Regions from separate parts of the Homo sapiens genome. Here region 2 is linked to region 1. A link is a loop called in an ENCODE intact Hi-C map of the cell type or tissue named here. Cell type or tissue: breast epithelium. All regions are shown on one strand.

What was found. Peaks named below come from ENCODE experiments on the same cell type or tissue, not always from the same donor. Only the 100,000 strongest peaks of a DNase experiment are listed, where the experiment ranks them.
Region 2: it touches region 1 in a loop (5-fold over the local background); 1 of 110 quality-filtered maps calls a loop at or near these places.

What each region holds. Positions count from the first base shown.
Region 1 is chr1:88,462,781-88,467,780 of GRCh38, reverse strand. LOC105378839 (a long non-coding RNA gene) reads right to left here and starts at 4,893. Exons shown (of 2, transcript XR_947573.2): 1 at 4,398-4,893; 2 at 1-2,928. RefSeq lists an enhancer at 4,956-5,000. In breast epithelium, no CTCF peak of the experiment used is centred here; no DNase peak of the experiment used is centred here; H3K4me3 peaks cover 457 bases.
Region 2 is chr1:88,163,009-88,168,008 of GRCh38, reverse strand. No RefSeq gene overlaps it. Among named protein-coding and RNA genes, the nearest start is that of LINC01773, 260 kb to the right of the region's middle. In breast epithelium, no CTCF peak of the experiment used is centred here; no DNase peak of the experiment used is centred here; H3K27me3 peaks cover 120 bases.

The sequences.
Region 1 (5,000 bases):
CAAACCTTGAGCTAGATACAGCATGCTGATTGGTGTATTCACCATCCCTTAACTAGACAAAAAGATTTTCCGAGTCCCCACCAGATTAGCTAGATACAGAGTGCCCATTGGTGCATCCACAAACCCTGAGCTAGACACAGGGTGCTGACTGGTGTGTTTACAAACCTTGAGCTAGATATGGAGTGCTGATTAGTCTATTTACAATCCCTTAGCTAGACATAAAGGTTCTCCAAGTCCCCACTAGACTCAGGAGCCCAGCTGGCTTCACCTAGTGGATCCGGCACTGGGGCCCCAGGTAGAGCTGCCTGCCAGTCCCGCGGTGCGCCCGCACTCCTCAGCCCTTGGGCAGTCCATGGGACCGGGCGCCGTGGAGCAGGGGGCGGCGCTCGTCCAGGAGGCTCAGGCTGCACAGGAGCCCACGGCGCCGGGGGCTGGGGAGGCTCAGGCATGGCGAGCTGCAGGCCGCGAGCCCTGCCCCGCGGGGAGGCAGCTAAGGCCCGCGAAAAATCGAGCGCAGCGCGGGTGGATTGGCCCAGCTGGGGTACCTGGCGCACCCCCCGCAGCTGCTGGCCCCGGTGCTAAGCCCCTCACTGCCCGGGGCCGGGCCGGGCCGGGCCGGCCGGTTGGCAGCTCCGAGTGCGGGGCCCGCCAAGCCCACGCCCATCCGGAACTCTAGCTGGCCTGCAAGCGCGGCGCGCAGCCCCAGTTCCCGCCCGTGCCTCTCTCCACACCTCCGGGCAAGCTGAGGGAGCAGGCTCCGCCCTCAACCAGACCAGAGAGGGGCCCCCACAGCGCAGTGGCGGGCTGAAGGGTTCCCCGAGCATGGCCAGAGCGGACACTGAGTCCGAGGAGGCACCAAGAGCGAGCGAGCGCTGCAAGGGCTGCCAGAACGCTGTCACCTCTCAATAGGAAAAAAGTAAGAGTAGAATTTAGAATTGCAAGCTTTTCTTTTGATTCATTTTCTTTATGGTTTTCCAGTTAGAGGGAAGGGTAAATAACAGGGCAGATACAGGGGTTTTGACACTTGCTTTTAGCGGGTGGTAAATAAATCCTGGGAAATCCTGAACAAATCGGGGAAGATAAATAATTTGTGCTTTAGCTTGGGAGGAGCATAGATGGCAAAATTACCACGAAAAAGGACGAATAACCAGTAGGGGAAAATCTTTACTCGTTTAAAGTGTCTGTATATCCATAAATTATTCTTTAAATGGCTTGTGGGTATCCTACTTAAATATTGCCTTCTTTAGTTTATATGCTAATTTCTTAATCATTTCTGAGTAGTTTAATAAAATTTTCCGTTTCTGTAAGAAAAGTTTAATTGAATGGGAAAACATAATAGTTGTAGATAATTATGACTAGGGGAAACTTGCTATTTGGACCATGAGCTCACAACAAAGACATCATTATTCATTAGAGATAAATTATTTGTGAGGAAATAACTCTCGATTATGTGCAAATTCAGTCTATAAACAAACCGAACATCATAGGATATGAGTAGTTTCATTTGCCAGATTACCAACAATTTCTGCCTGATGCTCTGTGTAAGATGAGCTGGCATCTAACTCTCCTTTAACGATCTTTGAATTTTTTAAGAATCAGACAATGGTTTATGATGTGTGTTGTCACCATCAGTTAATCATGGTATCCAGTCAACCAGAACACCATATTTTGTACCCATGCAGAATTCAGCTAGATTTCAGGCTCCATGAGTACAGCTTTTGCAAGTGATGAAGACCCACACGGCATCCCAGAACCCAGGGTTTCAGAAACATTGTTGCAAAATTTACCTGCTGAGAGAGCATTAGGTCCTTGCCCAAACTGGTTAGTCTTATTTAAAAACAAAACAAACAAATTAAAAAAAGAGAAAAAAACCCAAGGAGTTGGCAATAAAAACGTACTTACTTTTCCATCACTTTAATGGTAGCCAGGAATAATTAGAACAAAGCATGACTGTTCAATTAGCTTTCAAGACTGACCAATTGAACTAAAATTTATTTTTATTACATTTGGGTAGCGTAGACCTTTCCAAATGTGGCTGTTTTCAAGTAACAACAAAGATCATTCCTTTCTTTTATAAAAGTTAATAAGCTGAGGAACACCGCAGAACACATTCTTATTTTATGCATTAGGGGGATTTGAAATGGAAATCAACAATTCTCAGAGTTTCTCTTCGGAGCCCTTCCCAATGACCAATTCCAAATCCTAACTAGGAAAGTGGCATATTCCATGGGCTTGCACTAGAAGGGGGATAAGAAAGCCTGAATTTTCTCTCCCTGGCATTGAACTGCTAGGTGACATTGGGTGGCATACTTCTACATCTAGGGTCTGACTGGTTTTAGGACACTCTCTGAGCAGATGAAGCACCGTTGACACGCATCAGGCCCTGGCATTCTCATCATGCCCTGGGATGAAACTCTCACAACGGCCTACATTTCACCTTGACTGCAGCCATTCCTTGTGTCTCTCCGTCCTTCCAGTAGTTCATTCTCACGAGACAGTTTATCACCCTTTATTCCTCAGAAGTGTTGCACATAAACAATCTTCCGGATACCAATTCTCTCATAGGCCCTTCTTCACGTTCTGTCCTTTGGTCTGTCTACAAACACTCCCAGGGACTTTTTCTTTCTTCTCATGGTATAATTTTGACCCCATGTTTAAGATCTTAAAAGCCACTTACTTTCTCTCCACAGTCCTTATTTTGCCAGAGTCGTCTTCTGCACAACCTCTGCCGTTCCCCTGGCTTCCCTATTACCATCAGGCTCTTGCTCTTTGAAACTCGTTCTATCACCTGGATTTATCATTTCGAACCGTTCCCACATTCTATTCATTTTCCTGGAATGTTGCTGTTGAGTCCTGTTCCCATTTCCTTCCTTTGCTCTCCATAAGAGGCTGGAGGTGGGGAGAGACCACAGGTCTGGAAAGAAAGACCTGGAAGATGGTGGTAGACCCATGTGAGAGTGGGCAGTTAATTAATTTTTCAGTCTCTGTTTTTTTCCCACATAAAGTGCGGGGGTTCCTATTTCTTTGTACTTAGGAGAGTCAGGGAAACACAAAGTGATTGTTACACTAGAGACACTAACCACAACACAAGCCATTTGCTTAGCAAAAACAAGAAAATCACAGGTTTATTTGATGACATGGCAATGCGAAAGATGGAATTTGGGGCTATCAGCCTAAGTAACTAACAGAGAGAGGCTGTCTAAAAGGAAATTACATTTATTTGGGAACAGAGCATTGGAATGGGAATACACATGCCATAGTAAACTACAGGCATGCAGGGAGGTAAAGAAAGACAAAGGCTTTTAAAGGAAAAATGAGGATTATATCATTGTTTTGAGATAATTATCCTTGGCTATGAAGACCCATAACAATAGCAAGGGTGATGCCAGTCGAAGGTTGGATAGGCAGTCACTGGGCGGATGTTCTTGCTGAAGTATTTTTTGTGTAAGGTTGTAATCATTTTTGAGCAAGGACTGTGGTTTTTGCAGGGTCTTTTGTGATAGTTTTTGTTATCAGGCATTTATGCATGAGAACCTTTTTTTTCATAGCCTTCTGCAGCTATATTTGTCAGGGTTCTTTTAATTAATTAATTAATTAATTTTTTAACACAAGTGACTCCATTTTGTTTCTGACAACTTTCACAGGCTCAGGGCAGCATATTGGCTTTTTTTTTTTTTTTTTTTTTTGACACAGGAACAAGCTCATGGTTTATTAGATTGGATTAAAGCTGGTCGAGTTAAGTAGATTCAACTGGACTTCGCCAATGAAGTAAACATGAACTCTCTGCTTTTCCCAACTCAGTAGTGGAATTTTTAAGATACGTTTCACAGATGTCTAGGATCGGTTTCCATTCTGTAATAATGGGAAACAATCATGACCTTTATTTTAAACAAAAACCATTGTGGAGGTGGATCCAGGATGCAAACAAAAATTATGCATCATTTTGCATAGTTGACATGGTGCATTTGAAGCATAAAACATTGCACACACTATAAACAAATGAAAAGCTGGAGTCAGTCCTGTTAGGCCCGGGCTACGATTGATTGCAATCTGAGGGCTGTGAAGTAACAGTCTGGAACTATGGTTTATCAACAATTTCATTTTCCTGAGACAACTTTGTCCTAGAGAGCTGGTAAAGTGCAGCATTTCCATTGGAACAGGATAGTGTGTTTTTCAAAGTATTTTCAGTTTCATCGTCTCAAGTTTGCACTCAGCAAAGTTGCTTTCACAAACTCCTGCTTAAAACGTATATGGGCATAATAGCTTCCAGAGATTTTATTACCCCTAGAGTTAGCCCTGAGAAAAATACACTCGAAAATGTAAGTGGCAAACTGGAAAATGTTATTTTGATTCCAAAAAAAAAAAAAAAGACACAAAATCTGAAATACCCAGCTTACCTTTGTGGGTTGCTTTCTCTTTCCTTTTTTCTTCGAGGGAAGGGAATTGGTGGGGTGGGAAGCATCTTTATTTTTGCCTCCTGTTCTTTTCTGAATAGGCATTTAAAAGTGCATAATAAACTCATCCCTTTCAAGGCCCATCCTTTTTGTGTGATGGGGAGAAAGGAGGAGGAGGAGGGCCTGCGCTTTTACAGCGCCATTCCCCATTTCTCCAAGAGTGGCTGCTCGTGTGGGCTTCCCCGGCACCTCTCACCTCCTTTCCTGAAAAGAAAGTCCCAACTGCCCAGAATCCCAGACTCATCTAAGCGCGGGGGCACGCAGCCGACTGGCATTTGAGTCACCCACCACCTTCCCCAGCCGGCCAGCTAATTGTTTTGTCAGTTTATTCGGCGTCAAAGAAGTGAGCCCGGCCTGGTGGCGCATCCTGGGCCTCTCGCCATCGAGGCTCATCCTGGGCCTCCAGCCACCAAGGCGCGGGCCGGGAGCCCCGGCTGGAGATCAGGGGTGCCAGGGGCGCTGGGCGGCCGTCGCCCCGCTCGCGGCCCCGACGAAAGGCAGCGGCGAAGTGGTTAAGGAGCGAGCGCGCTGCTGCGGGGCGCGGGC
Region 2 (5,000 bases), 300 kb after region 1:
CCACCCTGTTTTCCAACCTTCTTAAGATCAGAGCCCTTCATTCACAGCATGGAGTAGTGGGTTTAATTTCCAGCTGAAGTTTCAAGTTTAGATGTTTAGTGGATATCTTGATAGCTGCAAAAGCTGGCAATCCCTTTTTGAAGAACTAAAAGGATTGCCTGTTTATTTTACTAGTTGGACATCTTCTTGCAGTTGTCTTAAGATGATTAAGCATTTGACTTTCATCTGCTTTTACCTCTTACCTTTGAACTTTTCCTTTTTAAACTGGTATTCAGTTTAGTTGGTTCAAATGCCTCCTTGCCGTAAATGGAAGTTCTTTCTGCTGTACCACAGGAGTGAGATCTAATATGTAAGGTGATTATAATTTTAGGAGCATTTTATCATTGTCCACTGGGCTGTTCTGACCATCTTTCCAAGTGACTCTTTTTATTAAACTGCTCCATGTCTTTTTTTTCTTCTTCCACCTTATTTGTTTTCTTCTTCTCTCTTTTACTTTTCCTCTCACAGAGCCAATTATTACTTGTTTCTTACATCTTCAGCAACTCAGTGCTCTCTGGAGCTGTACCTTTTGCCTGCAAACCGTGGGTCTCTCTCTCCTTATAAACCTTCATTGGCAGCCCATCCCACCATTTATCTGCCCCTGACCTACAAGCTAAGGTCTTATTTCTCAACTTTCCTTCCATGACAAACTCCAAGTAAAGGTAACTAATACCTGCCACCTTATTTTTTAAAACACTGCTGTATAATTTCTAGAAAGTGGCTCTCAGGTTTCCTGCTTTCACTTCATCATTTACACTGGTTTATGACCTTGCCTGTGCTTTTAGAAAGAAATAATGATCATCTTATTCCCGAATTTTTAAATACCTTTTAAATCTATGAGTTATATGACTTATCTGCAGCATTTGGTATTTGTGGGCACACCATCCTCATTTATTCATTCAAAAAACATTTATTGAGTGCCTAGTATATTCAGGCACTGTCCTAGGTACTTGAAATCTATGGATGAATAAAGCAAATAAAAATTTCTGCCCTTACACATTACAGGAAAAATATAGACCACAAGGAATTGACATATAAATAAAAACCATATTGTCTAATTAAAATCACCATCAATTGTAAGACTTATGGGGCTGGCGCTTATATGACCTTACCTCTTTTTGAACCCTAGATGTCTCACTTGAGAATTCAAGGAAAAGGAGATAGCGGATGTAAAGGTCCAAATGCAGGAATGTGCCTGATAGGTTCTAGGAGGAGAAGGAGGAGGCCATGATAGAGTGGAGCAAGTGAGCCGGGCAAGTGGTAGGAGACAAAATCAGAGTGGTTCCTGGCCAGATCACGGGGGACTTGTTGTTATCAATTGTAAGGACTTTGGCTTTGAAAGACTTGAGAGCATGTGAAGGGTTTTTGAGCAGAGAACTAATGTGATCTGCATGACGTTTTAAAAGCCTCACTCTGACTGCCATGCTGGGTTTCGAACATTAGAGGCAGAGCGGAAGCAGAGATTTTTGCAGCAATCTTAGGCAAGATGGCCTGGACTGAGCTGGTAGAAATGACAAGAGTGAAGGGTGGTCAGACTGAGCCATTTCGAAGGGTGAGTCAACCTGATTTGATGATGGATTGGATGTGGGGTGTGAGAGAAAAAGAAGAATCAAAGATGGCTTCTGTATTTTTGGCCTCTGCAGCTGAGCAACCTGGAAATCTCTCCTGCTCTGGCTTCCAGGACAGAATTTTTTTCTCATTTTCTTATTCTGTGCTTCTGGCTTTGCTGTCTTCTTCACACATTCCTTTTCCTGCACCTGCCTTATCATCATACATTTTCCCTATGCAGTTCCTTCAGGCTTCTCTTCTCTCTGTCTTTTCTTTCTCATTCCCTCTTCCTGTGTCAACTCAATCTTGAATGCACCCCAAATTCAAGTTTCCAGCCCTAACCTCTTTCAAGGATTTTGGTCCTGTTTCCAGCTCTTTATTTTCGGATTTCTGATGAAGCCACAGTGATCCTCCCAGTGATCCAGGCTTGAAGTCCTGTGTGCTCCTGTACTAGTAACTTTGCAACTATATAAATAAAATTTCTGTCAGCAGGATTCCCCTTGGGGACACCGAACTGACGCATGTTTGCGAGAAATGCTTAGAACAGTTAATTGAGATGGGTGGTGAGCACCTCAGGGTTGCTTGAGAAACAAAAGATGGCAGTTGAACTCCTTCATAGGGTGGAGAGTTCCTGTTAGAAGGAACCCTTTTGCTGTGCAGAAGCTCTTTAGTTTAATTAGATCCCATTTGTCAATTTTGGCTTTGGTTGCCATTGCTTTTGGTGTTTTAGTCATGAAGTCTTTGCCCATGCCTATGTCCTGAAAGGTATTGCCTAGGTTTTCTTCTAGGGTTTTTATGGTTTCATGGCCTTGAGAGATTTGGCTATGAAAAAGCTGGAGTAATATCCAGGACTATATTGCTTCACTTATAAAGGTCTGATAAATTTTAAATTCTCAGGGAAAAACTCTAGAAGTGAGAGAGGTACTATGTGAGAGAATAAAGAGAGAGAAAGGAAAAAGCAAAATGAGATTTGAGATAAATCTTGTGGTAGGTGTGGGTGAGAGAAGATTGGGAGAAGGTAAGTATCTTGTTGGGGATTTTGAAGCTATTGGCTACTGTGTAAATGTGAGGAAAATCCCCATTTCTGTTTTCTTCACAAAATCTTTGGTAAGGATCCCAATATGTGGTCATGGTGTTTATGAAACTGAATTTTTGGGAGACTTCTAACAGATGCTGAGTTCTGTAGGTAGGTTGAGAAGGGTTTAAAAGTGGGATATGACTTGAGGGTGTAAGGAATGGACACAAAGGAACAGCTACCTTCTGCCTTACCCACTCTGTGTATTCCCATGATTAAAAGCTGTTACCCTGACTCAGCAACAGTATGAATGTTACATGAGCCGTTTTCTTCCCTTTCCATGGTCACCAGATTTGTTTTCTGTCATCTGCAAACATGTGGTGACCTCCTAACTGGTCCCTCTGCCTCTTGCCTTTTTCCTGACCAATCCAATCTTCATAAGACTTTTGAATTTTTATGGTCATATTAGAGAGAGAAGGGTGGAGTTTAGCTTATTACCTGAGACTGGGTAATTTATAAAGAAAAGAGGTTTAATTGGCTCACAGTTCTGGAGGTGTACAAGAAGTATAGTAGCTTCTGCTTCCGGAGGGACCTCAGGAAACTTACAATCATGGCATAAGGCAAAGGGGAAGCAGGCGGGTCTTACATGGCCGGAGCAGGAGCAAGAGAGGCGGGAGGTGCCACATACTTTTAAACAATCGGATCTCACGAGAGCTCACTAGCGCAAGGAGAACAGCACTGAGGCCATGGTGCTAATCCATTCATGAGAACCCCACCCCCATGATCCAATCACCTCCTCCAAGACCCCACCTTCTACACTGGGGATTACAATTCAATACGAGATTTGGTGGGGACACAGAACAAAACCATATCACACTTTTAGCAGTTAATACCGTGAGTATTTAAGTTCAGTTGTCCTGATTGTGAATCCAGGTCAGCTACTTGCTCTGTGATCTTGGTCAAGCTCTCTGAGCTCCATAAGCCTTAGTTTTTTCCTAAGTACAATAGGAATAAAAATGATCTATTTTGTTGTTAAGTTGTGATTATTATATAAAATTATACTAGCACACAGTAAGCCCCTAAAATGGTAATTCTTATGTCATTCCTCTACACTGAAGCCTTTACAATTTCCTATTATCTTGTAAGTGAAGAAACCATATATCTTAGCATCCGGACCCTCATGCTCTGCCCCTGATGTGTCATTTCTGGCCTCATCTCCCTCCGTACTCAGTGCACTTTGTGCCCATCCACCTGTTCACTGTCTTCAGGGAGGCCTCATTTGTGCCTGTCTCTGTGGCTTGCTTTTCCCTTCTCCCTCCAGTTACATGCCCTCTGTACAGTTCCTCACCTGCCGCAAACTACTCACCTTTAGAGACCCAGTGAAAACATTCCTTCATGAAAAACTTTCCTCCTCCCCACTGGTAGGAGTAATCCTTACCCCTTACCAAGACTCATGGCTGACTTTTTAAAGGTGTAGATTATACCTGCTTGGCCCCTTGGGAACTTAGCATCTTGTTTCCTAGATTGTCAGCTCTTGGAAGTGTGGATTCTGTCTGTTTTGTCCTTGTAGCCATAATGGTGCCTGGAAGTCTATTCTCATCTCCCTCATTCCCCAACGAGTTCCTACTTTAGTATGTAATCTATGTAGGGACTCCAACCTTATGCCTAACTGAAACCTGGCAAAAAATATATATTAAATGAAAGATCAAGTAAGTGAAGAAATGTGTTAGTAAATGAATGGTAAGCCAGTGAAATCTGTGGTGTCCTAACTTTTCTATATACTTTAGCAATGGAGTCAGACCAGCCATCTAAAAATCTAAGATATTTTATTTCTTAGGGAACCACAAAAGGAGTTCTTTGGAATTTTGGGTTCTTTTAATCTATTTTGGCCTCTGATCATCTCAGTTTATTATGATTTTTGCTCCCAGCTGCTGTTCTTAGCTTATCTCTCTTGCAAGTTCCCAGAGAATAGAACTCTTATGAGTTCTTATGACACTTGCCCTTTATTACCTTTGTCCCACTTCTTTCACCTTTTGCTTTTTTAACTGGCTGTCACCTGGCTCAGTGCTGGCCATTTCTTCCCTTTCCTGCTGTTAAACGGCAATTTTATTTTCTGAGGTCCTTAAATAGGAGGGAAGCGATAGCTCTTTAAAGATTATGCGTTTGTTTACAATATACAAAATATAAAGGGACTCATGCACATAACTCTCTAAAGGTTTTGCTTATGTATTTGCTTTACACAAATGTACTACTCTTCCTTTGCTCATTTCTTTACATTTTAATTTCCTAATAGATACTCCAACACTGTGGAGCTGTGTTAGACTTCCTGGGAAATAAAGAAATAGACACACCTCTGTTGCCTTGGCTATCGTACAGAGGCATGGACGTGAGGAGAACA